Regions from separate parts of the Homo sapiens genome. Here all the other regions are linked to region 3. A link is an interaction called in ENCODE POLR2A ChIA-PET data of the cell type or tissue named here. Cell type or tissue: K562. All regions are shown on one strand. Each heading gives the region's core, and the rest is flanking DNA. Links, peaks and the distances in the headings are about the cores only.

What was found. Peaks named below come from ENCODE experiments on the same cell type or tissue, not always from the same donor. Only the 100,000 strongest peaks of a DNase experiment are listed, where the experiment ranks them.
Region 1: POLR2A ChIA-PET joins it to region 3 with 5 read pairs; 11 of 35 experiments call an interaction of 5 or more read pairs at or near these places.
Region 2: POLR2A ChIA-PET joins it to region 3 with 5 read pairs; 4 of 35 experiments call an interaction of 5 or more read pairs at or near these places.

What each region holds. Positions count from the first base shown.
Region 1 is chr1:11,704,957-11,710,985 of GRCh38, forward strand. DRAXIN (dorsal inhibitory axon guidance protein) reads left to right here. Exons shown (of 7, transcript NM_198545.4): 2 at 1,293-1,753; 3 at 4,319-4,509. The coding sequence starts at 1,303. Among named protein-coding and RNA genes, the nearest start is that of DRAXIN, 16 kb to the left of the region's middle. In K562, for the core only: CTCF peaks have their summits at 2,463 and 3,015; DNase peaks (open chromatin) are centred at 2,455, 2,905, 3,255 and 3,854.
Region 2 is chr1:11,880,374-11,886,402 of GRCh38, forward strand. It overlaps the pseudogene SBF1P2. Among named protein-coding and RNA genes, the nearest start is that of NPPB, 24 kb to the left of the region's middle. RefSeq lists enhancers at 1-315, 2,245-2,874, 2,875-3,502, 5,098-6,029. In K562, for the core only: a CTCF peak has its summit at 1,784 (motif pointing right); DNase peaks (open chromatin) are centred at 948, 1,848 and 2,698.
Region 3 is chr1:11,794,930-11,799,929 of GRCh38, forward strand. MTHFR (methylenetetrahydrofolate reductase) reads right to left here. Exons shown (of 12, transcript NM_005957.5): 5 at 1,277-1,470; 6 at 169-419. Among named protein-coding and RNA genes, the nearest start is that of MTHFR, 8.5 kb to the right of the region's middle. In K562, for the core only: no CTCF peak of the experiment used is centred there; DNase peaks (open chromatin) are centred at 1,682, 3,032 and 3,662; H3K4me3 peaks cover 1,062 bases.

The DNA of each region.
Region 1 (6,029 bases), core at 500-5,499, 89 kb before region 3:
TCAGAGCTTCGAGGGCACAGCAGTTTCCCTGCCCTACCACCCTCCCTCGGGGTCGGGGCTAAGGTGACACTGGGGTGGGCCAGCCAGCATGGGGGCCGCAGGGAGAGGCGCCGGGAAGCAGGGAAACATCACAGGCCCACCAACCTTTTCTCAGCCCGGGACAATTATATGGCCACAAATCACAAAGAAACGGTGGCGTAAGCACCCTTGCCAGCCTAGTGGAATACTCGGGAGGCCATAAAAATTCAATTAGCCTGGCTAACCTAGTGCCTAGCTCCAGGATACAGTGAGGTTGGTGCAATGGAGAGGGGTGCGTGGGGGAGCAGCTGCGGGTGGTGCACGGGGGCAGGAGGTCTCCAGAGTCTGACAGACGCCCCCACCATCCCCTGAGCTGCAGCTTCTCCCTCCAGTGTGGAGGGAGGGCACTGGGTCCCCTGAGGGGGATATCCTGAGGCTAGGTCGGGTTGGCTCAGTCTACCCTGCAGGGGTCAGAGCCAAGTCTGCAAAGCTGTTCCCAAAGCCCCTCCCCCAGGGGAAGGGACAGTGTCAGAACATTCTGGGGCCTCAGAGCTCATCATGAGAGGAGAAGAGAAAGGCAGAGCTGGGCCATCCTGGGACAGCCACACGGGGTTCAGGGCTCAGGGACAGGAATGACACAGTGCCACTTACTAGGTGTGACTTAACCTCTCTGAGCCTTCATTGCCACTTCAGAAAAATGGGGAAAATAACAGGAGCCATTTCAGAGAGCTCTTGAAAGGGCGAAGTGACATGAATTCACACAAAGCACTTAACGTGGGTCCTGCCTACAGCGTGCGCTCAAACGCTATTATTCCATTTGTATGGAATTAGGCTCCGAGTCAAGTCTCAGGGGCCAGAGGCATATTTCTGAGCTCTGAGGGACTCGGTTCCCTCTAGGGGACTTGGTAAGGGGCAGAGGTTTGTGCAGAGAAAGGAATTCTGGACTAATCTGGAACTTGAATGCTGCTGAAATGATTTAAGCCGGGGGTTCTCAGCCTCGGTACTGTTGTTTTTCTGGGCCGGATGATTCTTGGTTTCGGGGGCTGTCCTGTGCATTGTCGGGCGTTTAGCAGCATCCACGGGCTCCAACCTCTACCTGCCAGTAGCACTCCCCAGTTTTGACAACTAAAATATGTCTTCGGGCATTGCCAAATGTCACTGGGAGCAAAATGTCCCTCTATGGCTGTTGAGAAAAACTGGGCTTTAATCATTTGAGTGAGGGGCAGCAGAGAGAGGCCTGGGGCTGCGCATTCATGGTGTTGCTCTTCTTGCAGGGAGGAGCCAATGGCTGGGCCTGCCATCCACACCGCTCCCATGCTGTTCCTCGTCCTCCTGCTGCCCCTGGAGCTGAGCCTGGCAGGCGCCCTTGCACCTGGGACCCCTGCCCGGAACCTCCCTGAGAATCACATTGACCTCCCAGGCCCAGCGCTGTGGACGCCTCAGGCCAGCCACCACCGCCGGCGGGGCCCGGGCAAGAAGGAGTGGGGCCCAGGCCTGCCCAGCCAGGCCCAGGATGGGGCTGTGGTCACCGCCACCAGGCAGGCCTCCAGGCTGCCAGAGGCTGAGGGGCTGCTGCCTGAGCAGAGTCCTGCAGGCCTGCTGCAGGACAAGGACCTGCTCCTGGGACTGGCATTGCCCTACCCCGAGAAGGAGAACCGACCTCCAGGTTGGGAGAGGACCAGGAAACGCAGCAGGGAGCACAAGAGACGCAGGGACAGGTTGAGGCTGCACCAAGGTAGCTGGAGGGCTGCGAGGGGTGGGGATGGGGGTGATTCCTGCCATGGACTGAGGGGAGCAGGAGAGGATGCAGGCAAGGGTCAGGGGCATGAGGTCCAGAGGAGAGGAGGGGTCTCACTGAAGCCAGAGGGACCTGGTAAGGGGAGGAGGCTGGGAGAGGCCTGGGGTTGGGGCATGGGAAGAGGAGAGGGATGTGTTGCAATACAATCTGTCTTATCGCGGCCCGGTGCCGTGGCTCACGCTTGTAATCCCAGCACTTTGGGAGGCCGAGGCGGGCGGATCATGAGATCAGGAGATCGAGACCACGGTGAAACCCCGTCTCTACTAAAAATACAAAAAATTAGCCGGGCGCGATGGTGGGCGCCTGTAGTCCCAGCTACTTGGAAGGCTGAGGCAGGAGAATGGTGTGAACCCAGGAGGCGGAGCTTGCAGTGAGCTGAGATGGCGCCACTGCACTCCAGCCTGGGTGACAGAGCGAGACTCCGTCTCAAAAAATAATAATAATAATCTGTCTTATCAACAGATCATCCTCCTGAATCAGGAAGTTCTACCTTGTATCTGACCTAAATTTCTCCTACTTTAAGTTCTGAGTAGAAATGGAACAGTTCAGCGCCCTCCAAGCACATTTCTTACTCGACTCTGACGCATCCGGTAGGAGCTAAGAGCCTAGACTCTGAAGCCAGGTCTGCCTGAGATCAGGTCCTGCCTCCACCACTAGGGTGTGGCCCTGGGCAAGTTCTCTTTCTGTGCCTCGGTTTTCCCCTCTGTAAAGCAAGGAGACTGGTCCCATCCCATCTACCCTCAGTGTCGTTGCAGAGACTTGGTTAGTGGGGCGCTTGGAGCTCAGCTGGCAGGGCCATGAGCAGTCATTGTTCTGGTTAATCTCAGCCACCTGCTGAGGCCAACTCAGTGTCCTCCAGCCTGGACACAGGTGACTCCAGGAGAGGCATCGCTTGCCTACCGCTCCTGCCTCTGCCCTGTTTGTCTCAGTGCTCCCCTAGCCCTTCCCACCTTCCTTAACGTTTCCCCCACATCCGCTGGGAGCTAGCTAGCCCCCTGCTGGCCCAGGCTTCCCCCTCCCCGTGCCCATTCAGTCTCGGAGTAGACATGTCCCCTCAGCTCCAGTCAGGTGGCTCCTCCCAGCCTTGCCTGGCCCTAAGCCAGGGAACTTGGCTTCTAAGCTCTCCATGTGACCCGACTGCCTCTAGGGACATGCCGAGTGCCACAAATGCAGTGGTGACAGCAGGGTTCTTTGGCAGGAAGGCAATGGAGCTTCAACACCCCTTCTCGTGCAAACAGCTGAGGCTGGCTTCCCTGTGAGGCCTGAGAACCCCCCAAGAGGGCAGAGGTCAGTCAGGGTCCCCCGGCTTCGACTTTCAGCCTCCCACTCCTGGAGTTACCTGTGTCAGCTTTCAGGGGAGGATGCTGGGACCTTTGAGGACAGCTAGAGGGCACGCGTGGGGTGTGGACCCGTCCTGCTGGGCTCCGGCTCCGCCAGCTCCAGGGCTGCAGCCAGGCCTCCTGGGAGAGTTGATATGGTGAGGAGGAGGTGGGGAACGGAGAAGGTTTGCGGGCTAGGCCCTGCTCTGCTAATGACTGGCTGTGAAACCTCAGGCCAGGCTGGGCGTGGTGGCTCACACCTGTAATCCCAGCACTTTGGGAGGCTGGGCAGGCAGATCACTTGAGATCAGGAGTTGGAGACCAACCTGGGCAATATGGAGAAACCCCATCTCTATCAAAAATACAAAAATTAGCCAGGTGTGGTGGCGCATGCCTGTAATCCCAGTTACTCAGGAGGCTGAGGTGGGAGAATCACTTGAACCCTGGAGGCAGAGGTTGCAGTGAGCCAAGATTGAGCCCCTGCACTCCAGCCCTGCTGGAGCTGAATCCAGACCCTGCTACTCATGAGCTGTGCATCCTTGCGTGAGTCACCTAACCTCTCTGTGCTTCAGTTTCCTTCCCTGTAGATGAGACTGAAGGAGCACCCACTTCCCAGAGCTCTTGCAGTAGTTAGACGAAATAACACTTGTGACACAGCTCCTCTGGGACCCAGCACACAGCAGGTGCTCCATTAATGGGGTGATGACTAATTGTCACCACACAGGATGCACTCACTTGTGTGTGATAAGCAGTGATTCCCACCTCCCAGCTTCCTCAAAGGCCACTGCAATGATTCTCAGCCTCATGACATTTCTCCCTACTCAAACTTCACCTCCTCCAGGAAGCCTTCCATGGTTAATCCTACTAGTTCCTATTTGTTATACTTACATATCTGGCTGCGCCCAGCCAATCTGGACTTGGACTTGCTGGAATGTTGCTTTACAGGGAGAATCCTTGGACTGTCTCCCCAGCGACACTGCAAGTTCTTCCAAGACATTTTCCTCCGAGTTCCCATCCCCCAACCTCCCAAGAAGGGTAGGAAGCAGGAATGGGGGCTGAACCAAGGGCTTGTCACACAGTGCCTGCTGCCTCCTAGTTTGCAGCATAAAACGTGGGTTCTACTGTAGACTGCCACGAGGTGGCAAGCAGATATAGCCCCCGTGCTCCCCACCCTGTGTCTCAGGCCGAGCCTTGGTCCGAGGTCCCAGCTCCCTGATGAAGAAGGCAGAGCTCTCCGAAGCCCAGGTGCTGGATGCAGCCATGGAGGAATCCTCCACCAGCCTGGCGCCCACCATGTTCTTTCTCACCACCTTTGAGGCAGCACCTGCCACAGAAGAGTCCCTGATCCTGCCCGTCACCTCCCTGCGGCCCCAGGTAAGGGGTCCCCAAACAGCCTCGGATCTGGAAGGGTCCTTGAGCCCATGTCATGGAAAGCCCTCTTAATACATGTAGGGAGACTGAGGCACGGGGGCAGGAGGCCACAGAGCTTACTTAGATTGAAACCAGATCTCCTGCTGCCCATCCAGTCTAGCTCCAGCCCTGGTGGGTGCCCCATCCTGACAAGGGTCTGCCACTGTCCAGGGCAAAGTGCTCCTGGGGGCCCACTCTGGGGACAGCCAAGGAGGCAAGCGGTAGCTCAGCATGCTGGTGTCTGCATGGAGAGCAGCAAGGCCTGGGGAGGAGCTTTCTGTGTACAGAGGAGCATGAAGCATAATAATGGTGATTTTTAAAACTGTGTCGTCAAGACCCAGAATTAATAAGCATTAGCTAACACTTGGACCCATCTGCATCAGATCTTTAAAAAAGATATGTGGGCTGGGCGCGGTGGCTCATGCCTGTAATCCCAGCACTTAGGGAGGCCAAGGTGGGCAGATCACGAGGTCAGGAGTTCGAGACCAGCCTGGCCAACATAGTGAAACCCCATCTCTACTAAAAATACAAAAATTAGCTGAGTGTGGTGGCGCACGCCTGTAGTCCCAGCTACTCGGGAGGCTGAGGCAGGAGAATCGCTTGAACTTGGGAGGCGGAGGCTGTAGCGTGTCAAGATCGCCCCACTGCACACCAGCCCGGGTGACAGTGTGAGACTTTGTCTCAAAAAAAAAAAAAAAAAGAAATGTGGGGCGGGCACGTTGGCTCAAGCCTGTAATTCTAACACCTTAGAAGGCCAAGGCACGAGGGTCACTTGAGCCCAGGAGTTTGAGATTATCCTGGGCAACATAGTGAGACCCTGTGTCTACAAAACTTTTTTAAAAAATTAGACAGGCATGAGGGCATGTGCCTGTAGTACCAGCTACTTGGGAGGCTGAGGCAGGAGGATCGCTTGAACCCAGGAGGTCAGGGCTGCAGTGAGCCATGATTGCACCACTGCACTCCAGCCTGGGCGACAGAGTGAGACCCTGTCTCAAGGGAAAAAAAAAATGTGGAGAGAAAGTAAGCGGCAAATGTGGCAAAAACACTACCCACTGGTGATTCTGGAAGAGGGGTATATAGGAGCTGACCGCATCGTTCTTGCACCTCTTCTGTGGCTTTTAAAGGTTTTCAGGCCGGGCGCGGTGGCTCATGCCTGTAATCCCAGCACTTTGGGAGGCCAAGGCGGGCAGATCACAAGGTCAGGAAATCGAGACCATCCTGGCTAACATGGTGAAACCCCATCTCTACTAAAAATACAAAAAAAAAAAAAAAATAGCCGGGCATAGTGGCAGGCACATGTAGTTCCAGCTACTTGGGCGGCTGAAGCAGAGAATTGCTTGAACCCGGGAGGCAGAGCTTGCAGTGAGCCAAGATCACGCCACTGCACTCCAGCCTGGGCGACAGAGTGAGACTCCATCTCAAAAAAAAAAAAAAGGTTTTCAAACTAAAATTATTTAAAAGGATCAATAATATATATGTATAAA
Region 2 (6,029 bases), core at 576-5,575, 86 kb after region 3:
GTGGGTGGACGGGATCCAGAGCTGCCTGTCAGACACCTGAGCCTCCCGGCCCCGCCCAGCTGCTCTGCTTCCGGTCGTTACTGACCACTAGGGGTGGGCAGGGCTGCCCCAGCCATCTTTACTGCCCCAGCCCTCAACAATATTGAGGCCCTGAGCCCCCAGCACATGGTGCATACAGCCCCTGCCCCATCCCGCCCCGCCCCACCCAGCTGGCCCTAACTTATTTTGGGGTCACAGCTGAGCACTGTCCCTGGAGGTGACCAAGGTACAGCCCGCAATGGGCCTGTAAATAGCCCAGCCCTGTCAGCGTGTGCTGGTCCAGCCAGCCGGCTGCAGGCGAGTTGTTTCTAGAACCAGAGTCTATATAAACAGAGAGCTAATGCCAAAAAAAAATAATAAATACATAAAGAAATCATACAGAGCAAGACAAATCATCCAGAAATCACCTCCAGGGAACTGAAGCACTTATTCCAGGACATTTGACCCTGCAGCCTGGTCCCTCTCTCCCTCCCTCCCGCCTCCATCTTTCCCCCCTTCCATCTTCTGTGTTCAGATAAACACCAAGAGCCTTCAAAGAGCCCCCGGGAAATAACTCAGTTTCTTGGGCACATATCAGCTGCCATGAATGGTTCTACACACTGAAGTCCATTATCTCAGTGACTGCGAGGACTGAATGAGCACAGCCTGGAGCTGAGTCAGTGTTCCATAAAAGTTGGCTCTTATTTTTATTATACTGGACACAGAAAGGCCAGATGCCTTCCCCAAAGCCCCTCCCTGTGGGTGGCAGTGGCCCAGGAAGTCTGGCACTAATGTCAGTGCTGTCACCTGCCACTCTGTCCTCAAGGGCCTCTGGGACATGCTGGGAAGGCAGGCCGTGAGCCAGATGTTGCAGAGCTGGGCCCTGAGACGCTGTCCCTTCAGTGACCTTTCCTGTCCAGGGCCCACAGCGGAAGCTGACATGTGTGCTGCCCCTCCCCTCCGCTCCCCTCCCCTCCCCACCCCATTCTACTCTATGGGCTTTGGTGGGAAAAAAACCAGGGCCCCATCCCCTGAGGCCTAGGCCAGTGCAGACATAGACCTCGAACTCTGCCCAACATGGATGGCCTCTGCCCAGGTGTGGGAGAACAAAGGCAAGGAAAGGCTCAAGGAACGTTCCAGGCATCAGGAAGCCAGGCTTCCCCTTCAGGGCTGTCGAGTGCTCAGGTTTCTATGCCTGTCAGTCACCAACACTTTTGCAGTGGGCAGCTACTATGTGCCAGGCACAAAGGGTAACTGGGCACACCTCTTTTCTTGGAATGGGTCAGAGGTTGTCATCAAGGAGGTGATGTTTAAACTGAGCTCAGGGGAATAAGGAGGAGCCAGGGTTCGGGGAAGAGCATCCCAGCAGAGGACAGAGCCAAAGCCAGCGCTTGAGGAGGCAGGGGTGGAAGGAATGTAGTGGTTTGAGGAGCCCTGGCAGGCTGGTGGGGCTGGAGAGGGAGGGTAGGTGGGCTAATTAATGCCCTCGCAAAGACGTCCACTCCCTAATCCCTGCAACCTGGGAATCTCACCTTATATGGCAATAAACAGACTTTGCAGAGGTGACTAAACTTTTGCAGTGGTGACTAAATTAAGGCTCCGGAGATGGGAAGACCATCCTGGATTATGCAATGGACCCTAAATATGATCACAAGTGTTCTTATTATACAAGAGGGAGGCAGAGGGCGACACCACCACACACAGAAGCAGGGAAGGCAGTGTGACCACGGAGGCAGAGACTGGGGTGATGCGGCCACAAGCCAAGGAACACCTGGAGCCACCAGAGGCCGGCAGAGGCCAGGAAGTATTCCCCTGACAGCCTCCAGAGAGGGCGGCCCTGCCACACCTCGACTTCAGCCCAGGGATACTGATTTTAGACTTCTGGCCTCCGGAGCTATAAGATAATACATCTGTCTTGTTTTACGCCACCGAGTTGTTGGCAATTTGACACAGCAGCCGCAGGAAACTCATACAGACGCAGGAGGAGAGCTTCGAGACGGTTTAGGAAACTCACATGGAGGGCAGCTCGAGGAGAGCTCTGAGACAGCTTAGGAGGCAGCTGGGGAAAGGGGGAAGGGGCTGGATTTTGTTCTTAGTGCTTCTCCATCCCCCTCTCATTCACCTCCTCCTTTCTCCCCTCAAAGCTCCTCAGCCCTTTTAAAATAATTTCACTTGTTGCAGTAAGCAGGTGTCAGTTTTTGTGAAGGTATGAACACGTTTTAAAACCTTGCGGAAGGTCGAGGCTGCAGTGAGCTGTGATCGCACTACTGCACTCCAGCCTAGGCAACAGAGCAAGACCCTGTCTTTAAAAACAAAACAAAACAAACAAAAAGACAAATATATATATATATAAAACTCAGAGACATTTCCTTTAAAAATAAAATAAATAAAATCTCTGGAGGAGAAACAAGCTTCTGGGCCCATCTCCTCCTCCCTCTCCTCCCTGCCATCTCTCCTCTCCTCAAATGTCCCTGCAGTGTGAACCCCGGCCTTGAGGCTGGGAGCAGGGAGGCCAAGAGAGGAAGCTGTACTCCGCCTAGCTCCTGGCTGTCAGCACCCATGGCTGGCAGGATTGCCACAAACTCTGGCGCTCTAAAGGCTGATAAAGCCCCACAGCCTGCACGTCTGGAGCCTGGGCCTCCAGCCCTGATAAGCTGGACCTGTCAGCACCATGGCCACACCTGCTGTAGGCAGTGAGCGCCACCCGCCTCCCCTGGCCACTCCCACTCACGGCTTCCTGTTCCCTGTGCACAGCCAAGCCCTGGCCACCATGCCTAGGCCACCCCTCCCTGGATGAAGAACAAAGTGGAGTGGCCATGGGCAAGCAGATTTGCCCATTACATTTCATCTCTGCATCCCCCCAACCCCATCCCGCTCTTAAGCACCAGCGCTGGGGATCAGAAGACCTGGGAGATTCAGGATAGGGGTGCTGGAGCCCACCAGGCACACAGTTCCCTGAGGAAGTCACATGGGCCGATCACACGCAGAGCATGAAGTGCTGTCAGCAGCTCCAACACATTCCTGGGATTCTCCAGCCCACCCCATGTGGCCCTGAGGGGAGTGTGCAAGTGCATGGGGGCTGAGAGCCTGGGTCATTGTCACGGCCAAGCAGGAAGCAAACTATGAGAGTCTTTGCTCCAGCCGGGATCACCTGTGCCCGCACGTGAGTGGGTACAATGTTCTCCATCCCTCGCCCGGGAAGTCATCGTTCATCAAGCCTGGGCTACTTCCCGTGGTGTGGAAAACCTCCACTCACCACAGCCCACCAAGCGGGCTCCAGGATGGACCCAGTCTGCCGGCTCTGGTAGGAGAGTTAGAAAGGCCTCTTGGAAAAGGTGGGCAGGCAGCCAGGGACAGGCACCCCTAAGAGATCCTCCAGGGCTCTTGCTGGTGAGGGACCCGCTCGCCCTTCTCACCGTCCTGGGCTTAGTTTAGCAAACACCTGTTCACACCTACCATGAACTCACCACTGTTGGACGAAGGCGACCCCCAAATGTCCCTGCCCTCGAGGAATGTGTAGTCAAAACAGAGAAAGACCAAACATGTTTTGTCGGGTTTTTTGCTTTGTATTTTATTAATTACAAAGCCCAGATGTCACCAAGTTTCCCACCAAACCTCAGAAATCAGTGGTAGAAAAATAACAAAGTAAGAAGCCCCAAGCCATATAATATAAACCTGGGGGTTCAGGCTAGAGGGGTGAGGGGCGTGCAGTGGAGGTTTTTTTGTTTGTTTTTGCTTTTTTGTTGTTTGAGACGGAGTCTTGCTCTGTCACCCAGGCTGGAGTGCAGTGGCGCCATCTTGGCTCACTGCAAGCTCTGCCTCCTGGGTTCACACCACTCTCCTGCCTCAGCCTCCCGAGTAGCTGGGACTACAGGCGCCCACCACCACGCCCGGCTAATTTTTCGTATTTTTAGTAGAGACGGGGTTTCACCGTGTTAGCCAGGATGGTCTCGATCTCCTGACCTTGTGATCCACCTGCCTCAGCCTCCCAAAGCACTGGGATTACAGGCGTGAGCCACTGCGCCGGGCCCTTTATTTTATTTTATTTTTTTTGAGAAAAAGTAACTCAAGTTTACTTTTCTCAAAAAGTAGTAGAAATCATGCCAGGCATGGCGGCTCACACCTGTAATCCCAGCACTTTGGGAAACTGAGGCCAGAGGATCGCGTGAGGCCAGGAGTTTGAGACCAGCCTGAGCAACATAGTGAAACCCCATCTCTAATAAAAAGACAAAAAATTAGCCGGACATGGTGGTGTGCACTTGTGGTCCCAGCTATTAGGAGACTGAGGCATGAGAATCGCTTAAACCGGGAGGCAGATGTTGTAGTGAGCTGAGATCATGCCACTGCATTCCAGTCTGGGTGACAGAGTGAGACTCTGTCTCAAAAAAAAAAAAAACAAAAACAAAAAACAAAAAACAAGAAAAACACACCCATATATGTATATACATATGATTCTATATATCCTGTATATATAGAAGAGGACGCACAATTAAAGGTAACTCCCTCCCATCGAACTCCCAGTCCCTCAGCTCCCACCTACTCCCCTCCCAGGCATCGCTGATCAATTTCTTATGCCTCCTTCATGAATTTTCCTCTACAGCACAAGCACATGCAATTTTTTTGCATATTTGTACTACTTAAATTATTAAGTTATTTAATTACTAAATTGTCTTAGAGATAATTCCATATGAACATATTTAGACCTAATAGCATAACCATGTAACATAAATTCCAAACCAGGATGCGTTGGTATGACATGGGTTGTGTTAAAAAGCCCCCCAATGGATGGATGTAAACCAGAACTGCCCCAGACAAATGTGTCTTAGCAGGAGCTGGGAGAGAGCCAGCCAAGCAAAGCTGATGCAGCCCCATTCAACTCAACACAGCTTTTCTGGGTGTGTTTTATTTTTATTTTTAATTTTTAATTTTTTAATTTAAAAAAATAGAAACGGAGTCTTGCCATGCTGCCCAGGCTGATCTCAAACTCCTGGACTCAAGCGATCCTCCCGCCTCGGCCTCCCAAAGTGCTGGGATTACAGGCATGAGCCACCGCACCCGTCTGAGTGTTTAACAAGCCTAAGCATGTGACAGTGGGACCTGGGGTAGGGAGGGTCAGGCTCTGAGCCCCCACAGGCACTGAGCCATCTCTACTCATATCCAGGAGACAGTATGGGGGTTCTGAGGGGAACAACTATGCCAGTTTTTGGGGAAACATGTTCATCATTTTCCTGAGCACTTCCCTCTACCTTTGCTACGGAAACCCCAGCTCACCCTCCGAGCCTGATTCAAGGCCCATCTGCTTGTCGGCTTTGGTCTCGGAGAGGTGCCACGGAGTCAGGCTAAAGAGCAGGGCAGGACAGGGGACCTGCTGGGGCTGACCGCTGAGCCACGGACAGCCCTGTGGGTGAGACCGGTGGACATTGTCCCCAAGCCCCATTCCAGCAGTGCACCCTCCCATGGTGTCATCCTTCTGGCCTCCTTTGGTAGACCAAGTCTCCTTTGCCCAGGTAGCCTGTCTGTGACAGCCACCTCCCTGCATTTCTAGGCCCCCATTGTCCAAGAGTGACCAGGGCACTTCCCTCTTGGTTTCCACCTCAACGAGGGCAACGTGTATCTCTGAGCCCCGGCTTTGTGCCAAGCACTGGAGTTACAACAGCAGGCAGATTCCATGGAGCTGATGTTCTGATGGGGAGCACCAGCACACAGCAAAAACGGTCCTACAAGAACAGATGGCAATAAGCCTGAGCCTAATGTCCTGGCCTGGGCAGGCCTCTCTAGGGAAGGGACATTTCCATTGTCTCACATTACATTGAGTAAGTGGGACTCAGCTGGGCGAGGAGGAGAGGGTGTGAACTTGGTGTGTTGGAAAACAGGAGAGATGGTCACGGGTCTAGGGCTTGGAGTGAGAGCTGGGCAGGGCTGGAATTTGTGGGGCCTTCTGGACGGTGATAAATTCAGACCCCATCCCAGGGCCATGAGCAGTCGCTAAGGGAATTTAAACAGGAGTGTGG
Region 3 (5,000 bases), core at 1-5,000:
CACCCCTGAGGCTGAGTTCTTCCATCTGATGCCCTCTGAGACTGGAGCCTTCGATGTGCCCAGCTAGCCATGGCACAGACATCCATCTGTACCACCGTGGGGAGCCAGCACTGCAGCCGGGGCTGCTCTTGGACCCTCCTCTGGGGATCTCTGGGCCACTGCCCTCACCTGGGGTCCTCAGTCCACATCCCCAGGCGCTTCAGCACCTCTGTGGTAGCCATCTCGCGGTTGAGGGTGTAGAAGTGGAGGCCTGGCACCAAGCCACTGGCCAGAAGCTCCTGGCACAGGCTCACGGCCAGCTCGATGCCATAGTTGCGGATGGCAGCATCGTTGTCTTTGATTGGCTCAATCACGTCCTTGATCTCCTGTGGCACCTCCAGCTTGGACAGCTTCACAAGCTGCCGAAGGGAGTGGTAGCCCTGTCCAAGACATGAGGGGCTGTGGCGGCTGCTGGCCAGCCCGTCTCCCACCCTAAATACTTCTCCCCCTTCCATCATCCATGCCAACCACAGTGTCAGGCAGAGGGACCCACGAAAGTCCGATCATATTCTAGGAGCACACCTGGGCTTGGCCTGCCGTTTTCTCCTCTTTTTTCTGTTTTTAGAGACTGAGTCTCACTGCTCTCAAACGCCAGGGCTCAAGCCATCCTCCTGCCTCAGCTTCTCAAGTAGCCGGGACTACAGGCACGTGCCACTATGCCCAGCTTTCCCACTTTTTACAGAGTAGAGCAGCTGCCCTAAGCATTCCAGCCTTGGGTTGAGCCAGCCTTTTAGCCCTAGATGTGTCTGTTGGTAACATGGTGTCATCTAACCCAGCTGTTCCCATGCTGCACTGATCATCCGAATCACCTGCCAAGCTCAAGAAGTAAAACACACATTCCGAGGACCTCCCTCAGATTTACTGAGTGAGAACCTCCAGGGGTGGGACCTGGAGATCCACTTTTTGAAAAAGCTTATCAAGTGGTTCTGATGACAGCCACCTTTGGGAAACACTGATTTAAGCAGGATTTGTAATGAGAATTAGAATCCCTTTTGGTGATGCTTGTTGGCCAAAGTACAACAAACCCCTCAACAGACACTGTTGCTGGGTTTTGGGGGGAAAATTAGAGGTAACCAAAATGGGGTGGCCAAGCAACGCTGTGCAAGTTCTGGACCTGAGAGGAGATCTGGGAAGAACTCAGCGAACTCAGCACTCCACCCAGAGCCCCCAGCCTGTGCGAGGACGGTGCGGTGAGAGTGGGGTGGAGGGAGCTTATGGGCTCTCCTGGGCCCCTCACCTGGATGGGAAAGATCCCGGGGACGATGGGGCAAGTGATGCCCATGTCGGTGCATGCCTTCACAAAGCGGAAGAATGTGTCAGCCTCAAAGAAAAGCTGCGTGATGATGAAATCGGCTCCCGCAGACACCTTCTCCTTCAAGTGCTTCAGGTCAGCCTCAAAGCTCCCTGCTTCGGGGTGGCCTTTGGGGTAACCTGCCAATAGGGATGACAGTCAGGAGAGGCTGGCCTCCACCTGTTCAAGGCGAGGGATGAAGAGACCACAGGGACTGGGCAGAGAGAGTCCTCTGCTTTGGGGGCTCTGATCTTGCACCTTCCAACAGCACAGCACAGCCTGAACTAAAACAGTGAGTGGCTGGGCTCATGACTGATATGCTTCTGACCCCAGAGATGACTCTCAGGGGAGGTGGCTCAGAGCCCAGTTCCAAGAGTGGGGGTGGATTGCTCCAAACTCCCACACTGTCCTGCCTTGAGCAGCCAAGCAAATCAGGCCTGCACTTGGTGGCCATAGAAAAGAGAAAATGCTACAGTTAGCACTGGCTGGGCAGCATCTGGGGTAGTAAGCTTGACTTTTCTCTAGGCACCGGATTAAACATTGTTTTTAATGTAACACTGAAATTACTCAGGGGTCCAAGATAGTGAAAAGCTAAAAACCAAGTTACACAAGGAAGAACTGAAGAAAGTGATGTTTTCTTCAAAGAAAATAATGGATGGCAGGGTGCGGTGGCTCATGTCTGTAATCCCAGCACTTTGGGAGGCCAAGGCAGGAGGATGACCTGAGGTCAGGAGTTCGAGACCAGCCTGGCCAACATGGTAAAACCCCGTCTCTACCAAAAATACAAAAATTAGCCAGGTGTGGTGGTGTATGCCTGTAATAGCTACTCAGGAGGCTGAGTCAGGAAAATTGCTTGAACCCACGAGACAGAGGTTGCAGTGAGCCGAGATCGTACCATTGCACTCTAGCCTGGGCAACGAGAGCGAAACTCCGTCTCAAAAAAAAAAAAAAAAAAAAGAATGAAAAGAATACAGAAACTCCTTTCAAATGTCCAAAGGTCTGTCCTGGGGAAAAAGGATCCACCATAGGTGAGTTTGTTTTGTTTTGTTTCAGAGACAGGGTCTTGCTCTGTCACCCAGGCTAGAGTGCAGTGATACAATCATGGCTCACTGTAGCCTTGAACTCCCGGGCACAAGTGATCTCCCACTTCAGTCTCCTGAGTAGCTTGGACTACAGATGCAAGCCACCACATCTGGCTAATTAAAAAAAATTTTTTTAATTAATTATTTATTTTTTAGAGATGGGGTCTTGCTATCTTGTCCAGGTTTGTCTGGAACTTCTGGGCTCAAGCAATCCTCCCACCTTGGCCTCCCAAAGTGCTGAGATTACAGGCATGAGCCACTGTACCCAGCCCCCTAGTGAAGTTCTTTATTAGTCATATTCTGTGTTGTTTCTAATGGCAGAACCAGCATCCGGTTCAGAGAGCTGGCTAGAGTACTATAAGCCACTCACAAAACAATGAGCTCCTGGAGTCTGAAAACACAGGGGCAGTGGATGCTGAAGACAAGATTCCAGAATTGCTTAGGAGGTGGGATCAGATGTCCCATAGGCTCCTTACTGGCTCTGTGAACTCTCTGACCCCTTTCCTCAATGACTAAACTTACTAGCCGCCTTGCTCGGTCAGGCAAGCAGGATGACCATAGGCCTTCATGAAACTACATGGAGTGCTGGTTTCATCAGCCCAAGCCCAGGGCAGGACTCTGAGCCAGGCGGAAGGCCAAGCTGCTTTGCTCTGATAAGGCAGTTCCGTTCTTAAGAAACCCAGAGTCATCAAAAAATGAATATAAAAACTATTGTTTCAAGGGGTAAGGGAGTGGGGGATAAAGCAATGGGGCTTCACACTTGCAATAACAAAGCTATTTTCCCAGTAGGAATTTCAGAAACAACAAGGCTTTTTAATAGCTGAAAAGTATAGCTACAATACCTAAATATCACCGAACAAATCTAGCATTTGATTACGTATAGATTTTGCTATTTACTCTATTTTTCTATCATGAACAGCTGAGGGCTTTCTTTTTTAAAATGTTTTTATTTTTTGTAGAGACACGGTCTCACTGTGTTGCCCAGGCTGGTCTTGATCTCCTGCCTCAGTCTCCCAAAGCTCTGGGATTACAGGCATGAGCTACCATGCCCAACAGGTTGGTGTTTTCTAATCCACTCATCTTCATTACCCACTTGATAAGCAAAGTAAGAAACCATTCAGCAACTGTGAGCTCACAGCTTCACTAGTTTCCAATCATTATCACCTAACGCCCATCACGGGTGCATATTCCCCCAGTAACTGACTATATAATGGCTGATACAAGCGATGACAATTTAACAGTTGGAAATGTCTGTTCTCTGACTCCTAATCAGTGCTTCCCAGACTTAGCACCTAAACACCCCTGTTGACAGAATGGACATGTCCATCGGGGGTTAGGGACAAGGCCAAAGTTACTCACAACATGTAATTTTCTTGAAGCCACGTGGTTTGTTTTTTGGGTTTTTTGTTTTGTTTTTTTTGAGACGGAGTCTGGCTCTGTTGCCCAGGCTACAGTGCATTGGTGCGATCTCGGCTCACTGCAAGCTCCGCCTCCTGGGTTCAAGCGATTCTCCTGCCTCAGCCTACCAAGTAGCTGGGACTACAGGCACGCGCCACCATGCCCGGCTAATTTTTGTATTTTTAGTAGAGACGGGGTTTCACTATGTTGGACAGGATGGTCTCAAACTCCTGATCTCATGATCCACCCGCCTTGGCCTCCCAAAGTGCTGGGATTATAGGCTTCAGCCACCGCACCTGGCCTTTTTTTTTTAGTTCATATCACTTTAGATGCTACTCCATAACATAGCCATGTTTAATATAAAAATGGTAGGATTTCTCCCAGAATATTGGCAAAAAAACTGTCATCCCAGAAAATGTGCCAATCCCGGGACTTCCTGTCCCTGGTGCACACTGTCTTGCCATACCTGAGCGCTGTCTGAGACGCTGAGGGCTCAATGCCAGCCTTCAGCTTCAAGGGTGGGAGAGAAGTCCAACCCACCCATTTCTGTTGGGGGAACCTGGTCTTGTGGCTGTGGCCAATGGTGATTCTCTTTCCTGGGAATTTGGAACGGAGGCCTGTCCATTAGCCTGGGGAACTGGCTGGAACTGACACTCTGCACACTCAGGAGCAGGCCAGGTGTGTGGAAAAGCATGGGTATCAGGTCTCCCAGATGAAGCACAGATGTGCAGTGGGAAGCGGAGATGGGGGACCCTGTGGCCCCAGAGGGAATGAGGGAGGGCCTTGCTTTTTGACCTCTTCCAGTGCCTTGTGAGGTCTGAGGCCATCTCCTGATCTTGGGTTCCCTGCCCTCTGGAATCCTGTTAGTAAATATCCCTCTTTTGTGGGGTGTTGTTTTTTTTTTTTTTTTGAGATGGAGTCTTGCTCTGCCACTGAGGCTGGACTGCAGCGGCACCATCTCGGCTCACTGCAACCTCCGCCTCTTGGGTCCAAGAGATTCTCCTGGCTCAGCCTCCTGAGTAGCTGGGACTACAGCCGTGCACCACCACACCTGGCTAATTTTTGTATTTTTAGTAGAGACGGGGTTTCGCTATGTTGGCCAGGCAGGTCTCAAACTCCTGACCTCAGGTGATCTGCCTGCCTCGGCCTCCCAAAGTGTTGGGGTTACAGGTGTGAGCCACCGCGCCCAG